Regions from separate parts of the Homo sapiens genome. Here region 1 is linked to region 2. Evidence: read pairs that join two places in POLR2A ChIA-PET (ENCODE). Cell type or tissue: Panc1. All regions are shown on one strand.

Evidence for each region. ChIA-PET counts read pairs that join two places held together with the same protein. Peaks named below come from ENCODE experiments on the same cell type or tissue, not always from the same donor. Only the 100,000 strongest peaks of a DNase experiment are listed, where the experiment ranks them.
Region 1: POLR2A ChIA-PET joins it to region 2 with 14 read pairs; 7 of 35 experiments call an interaction of 5 or more read pairs at or near these places.

Annotation. Positions count from the first base shown.
Region 1 is chr7:6,014,752-6,017,251 of GRCh38, forward strand. It overlaps AIMP2 (aminoacyl tRNA synthetase complex interacting multifunctional protein 2), which reads left to right. Exons shown (of 4, transcript NM_006303.4): 2 at 395-601. SNORA80D (small nucleolar RNA, H/ACA box 80D) reads left to right here and starts at 2,126; the gene lies at 2,126-2,260. RefSeq lists an enhancer at 1,075-1,174. In Panc1, no CTCF peak of the experiment used is centred here; a DNase peak (open chromatin) is centred at 1,378; H3K27ac peaks cover 2,186 bases.
Region 2 is chr7:6,329,481-6,331,980 of GRCh38, forward strand. FAM220A (family with sequence similarity 220 member A) reads right to left here. Exons shown (of 2, transcript NM_001037163.2): 2 at 1-1,755. The coding sequence starts at 1,674. The coding sequence ends at 895. SMIM10L3 (small integral membrane protein 10 like 3) reads right to left here. Exons shown (of 2, transcript NM_001395995.1): 2 at 1-1,755. The coding sequence ends at 1,735. Among named protein-coding and RNA genes, the nearest start is that of FAM220A, 18 kb to the right of the region's middle. In Panc1, no CTCF peak of the experiment used is centred here; no DNase peak of the experiment used is centred here.

The DNA of each region.
Region 1 (2,500 bases), 310 kb before region 2:
CTCTGTCACCCAGGCTGGAGTGCAGTGGTGCCATCTCGGCTCACTGCAACCTCCACCTCCTGGGTTCAAGTGGTTCTCCTGCCTCACCCTCCCGAGTAGCTGGGATTACAGTTGCGTGCCACCATGCCAGGCTAATTTTTGTATTTCTAGTAGAGACGGGGTTTCACCATGTTGGCCAGGCTGGTCTTGAACTCCTGACGTCAGATGATCTGCCTACCTGGACCTCCCGAAGTGCTGGGATTACAGGCGTGAGCCACCACACCCAGCCCATAATGTCTTCTTTTAAAGGGTGGGAGGTTTGGTGAGTGCATGGCAAAGTAAGACAAGTGATCAAATTTAAACAACACTGGTCTGATGGGAGAGGAAATGAACATTTGGCTGTTGGTTTGTTTAGGAAGAGTCTAACCTGTCTCTGCAAGCTCTTGAGTCCCGCCAAGATGATATTTTAAAACGTCTGTATGAGTTGAAAGCTGCAGTTGATGGCCTCTCCAAGATGATTCAAACACCAGATGCAGACTTGGATGTAACCAACATAATCCAAGCGGATGAGCCCACGACTTTAACCACCAATGCGCTGGACTTGAATTCAGTGCTTGGGAAGGTAGGTTCGTTTTGAAAGCTGAAACGTTAGTAGGTACTGAGTGGTTAGTGCAGGGAAATTGTGCTGCTGTGATTAAAGCCTTAGCTTTCAGGCCGGGCGTGGTGGCTCACGCCTGTAATTCCAGCACTTTGGGAAGCCAAGGCGGGCAGATCATGAGGTCAGGAGATCGAGACCATCCTGGCCAACGTGGTGAAACCCCATTTCTACTAAAAATACAAAAAATTCGCCGGGCGTGGTGGCGGGCACCTGTAGTCCCAGCTACTCGGGAGGCTGAGGCAGGAGAATGGCATGAACCCGGGCAGCAGAGCTTGTGGTGAGCGGAGATCGCGCCACTACACTCCAGCCTGGGCGACAGAGCGAGACTCCGTCTCAAAACAAAAACAAAACTAGCTTTCTGGTTTTCAAAGGCAGAGCCAAGAGCATGTTCATATTTTTTTCTTCTCTAAATGAGTGTGCCTTTGCACAGAACAGAGTCCCAGGGCAGGAGTGAAGTCAAAACAAGCTCTAAAGCCTCCTCTTGACTTCTCAGAGCACGTAGAGGACAGGGAGGATCTGTAGGTAGAGAAGGAGTGGAAGAGAGTTACAGCCTCTGCCAGTCCGGGCATGGGTCCAGCAGCTTCTGAGCCCTGGAAGAACAGATCTCAGCTTGCTTGCTCAGTGTTCCCCAGAGGTTCAGCAGAGGCAGCCCGGACTCTCTCTGATCACAGGCCAACTTTCAGAACTGTGACTGCCCAAGTACAAAAATCCTACCCATCCTTTTGAAATGTACTGCTTAGGCCAGTCAGTCTCATATTTCAAATGCGTTTTGCTTGAACTCAGTTTGCTGTATTACAAGTAAGTTGCATCAGCCAGCTCTCATGATTGAAGTTTACAGGCTTCAGCTAATTTAGGGGAGAATCTGATATGCAAAGAAAGACCACCTCGTTTGTTAACCACAATGTGATATTTATTTGAGGATGCAAAAGGGTTTGTCCCAAGAATCCCTATCAATAGCCTCCTCTAGAATGGGTGATAGAATAGCACTACTTAAAGCCCTAAAAAATGCAAGCATTGTGGTGTCTCACCCAGGGCTGGGATATTTGGTAACCTCAGTACCTCTGCATTCATGTATTCCTTCCTCTGCTCCCTCATTCATTCAGTACTTGTTGGCATGCACTGAGGACTCAGATGAGGTGCAACCAGGCCCTCAGGGAGCCGGAGCCTAGCAGATGAGTTTTCGAGCATGCGCGGCTGAAATGACTGAGAAAAGACCCTGAGTCATTTCTCAGGGTGCTGGGGAGGTATCTCAGAGCATGTGGTGCTCAAGATGAATTTTGATACCTCAGAAGACCCAGCGTCAAGTAATACAATATGTTCAGGGAACTGCAAGGCATTCTGCCTAGGCCGACGTGTGGGATATTGGTCAGGAGTGGCAGGCGGGGTACAGAAAGCCAAGGAGTTTGGCCGTGAGTGTTCACATCAGTGCATTCATTATTACGAGTGAAAGCGTAGAATAAGAAAGTCTTTATCTAAAAAGGCTGTCATGCATGGGTTTGGATTATGACAGGCCCATCCCCCTGGACCTCTCATAGTGCCCCATGCCAGAGCAAACTGTGGCCCCGAACCATTGCCTGGCTTCTGTACCCGTGGGCCACTGGCACTGAAGAGGGTTACACAGTGGGAATAAACAAGGCTGTCAGTCTGAGCACTTCAGTTAACGCCTAGTATTTTAGCATCTCCCCATCCCTCATCATCAATGATATCTTGGGCCAACACCCCTTCTTAAGGGGTTCTTCATGGAAACATCTTAATGAACACAAATTGGCCGTGGTCAGCTGTTGGAAAGATTGAGTAGCTGGAATAACTGCAGGTTAAAAGGGACAAATAAAAGTGTCATTCCTAGGCCAGGCACCATGGCTC
Region 2 (2,500 bases):
ACATGGCATAGTAATTCAGCACACAGCATAAACTGATATATGCAATCGATAATCCCGAAAATGTTTAAGTTTCACTTTGGGAGTCTTTAAAAACTTATGTCCTTAAATGACCTTTATTAAAGTTATCAACAGACGACAACAGGAGTCACCTTGAAAAATTTTAGGGTACAGGATACTGCAATTCTTAGAATCTGGGAAACTTTTTATGTGGGAAATAACTCGATTTGCTTCTCTGTAACTGAGCTACTTTTTTCTCGAGCTCATTTTTGTTTAAGGTAACACTGCTAGGGTTCTGAGTTTGAGAAGGGATCTTCTAAAGGTAAACTTAATATTGCAACTTTCACCACAGGGCCTCTGTCTAAATTGCATTTCAAGTGGAAGGAAAGGGGTATGAGAAGTGAAATCGAATTTTGCTGCAGACCAAAATCATTCTACAAAATGTAGACATGGTAACAGCTTACCACGAATTCAGCAAGATTTAACGCCAAGTACAGTGGTGTAGACTTTACAAGTATCCACTTCCATTGGGTGATCAGACAAGTCAAAAGGACACACAGGATTTGGGACAGTAGCCCTTTAGAATGGATGTTGAAGACAGAACTTCATGGTAAATCCGTATGTTCTAATCTGGTATTTATACAGGCTATGATCGTCTCCTGAAATGTTTCCCAATTCTTTATATGTCTTTTAAAGCACAATTTAACACATGCCAAAAAAGTTCCTTCCGCATCAACTGGCTTTGAATTTAAACTCAATTTACTTTAAGTCTGCCAGGTCGTACAAAACTACAGCAGGAACCTAAGGGCTGCACAGTTTGCATCCAGACTTAATGCGAAAGAAATCATTCTAAGACAACTCTTAAAATTAATCTATTGGTATTGTTCTGCTTGTACCTTAACTATGGCATAATGTATTTGCTAATTCAAAAGGTTGCAGAGCCAGTAACCCCAGTGTTATCTGCAGACCATCTGAGGTGCTTTTAAGCATTTTCTTGAATTCTATTGTTTGCTTTGAAAACATGGGCTTTAAACGGTCAAGGAAAATGCGTTTTGTCTCCTCACTCAGGAGCACTTCGGGATACACGTGCAGCGTTGCAGACAGGATGGAGTGCAGGCAAGCGGGTTCCAACTCAGAGCCCAGACCCTTGGGAAAAGCACTTGGTGGGTCATCCTGAAAACTTCCCATTTCCGGCACTTTTTGATGGCGTGGCAGTCGTGACACCCGAGGCTCTCCTTTGGGGCACTGTCCTCTGTGGCCGTCAGTGGCCCTGGGCCCTCCTCCCAGCCAGTCTCGCCGCCCCAGAGCTTCAACACCACTGCAGGACACCCGAGCAAAACACTCTGTTGGAGCAGGGAACAAACCCACGGCTGTGCTCGGAGTGGCTGCTGAGGCTGGATTTCTTCTTACTGATTCTCTCACATATGGAAGCACTGGGCCGCCACTGTGAAGCCAGAGGCCAGCCCCGCTCGGATCCTTTCTCATTTCCAGTGATAATGCCTCACTTTGTGAATTTCCATCAACCACAGGCTTATTCATCCAGGAGGGTGCATCTGCAGGCCAAGGGCCCTCCGGCATTCTTTTCTTAAGGCTGCATGATAGTTTGTCCGAGTCACCTCCTCCGGCCTGCTGCACTTGTGCCAGGCAGGTGCCGAGGGGCCCTCTTCTGTCCCTCATGCTTCGTGTTCTTGGATGCGGTGGGCCTGAGGTCACGCCTTCGTCAGTCTGGGAGGGCCTTCAATGGATCTCAATATGAACCTAGGAAAGGGAATCAAATTAAAGTTCTAAAATGAAGACACATGGGTCTTAAGAGCATCTACACCCACCAAATATTTCCTAACAAACACTGAGATCTTTATGACAGTCTCCAGTACAGGGTTTCACCATATTGGTAAGGCTGGTTTTGAACTCCTGACCTCAGGTGATCCACCCACCTCAGCGTCCCAAAGTGCTGGGATTACAGGTGTGAGCCACCATGCCCAGCCGTATTAAGGTTTTTGTTTTTTTGAGACAGAGTCTTGCTCTGTCGCCCACGCTGGGCGACCAGTTGCATGCCACCAAGCCCGCTAATTTTTTGTATTTTTAATAGAGACAAGGTTTCACCAAGTTAGCTGGGATGGTCTCCATCTCCTGACCTCATGATCCACTCGCCTTGGCCTCCCAAAGTACTGGGATTACAGGCGTGAGCCACCACGCCCGGCCTAGTGGAGAACATTTCGTGGGCTTAGTTCCCCACCCTCAAATTAGCAAATAATAGAGGCTTTTTTTTTTTTTTTTTTTGAGATGGCGTTTCGCTCTTTTTGCCTAGGCTGGAGTGCAATGGCACGATCTCGGCTCACTGCAACCACTACCTCTCAGGTTCGAGCGATTCTCCTGCCTTAGCCTTTTGAGTAGCTGGGATTACAGGTGCCTGCCACCATGCCCAGCTAATTCATTTTTTGTATTTTTAGTAGAGATGAGGGTTCGCCATGTTGGCCAGGTGAAATTAGCCAGGTGTGATGGC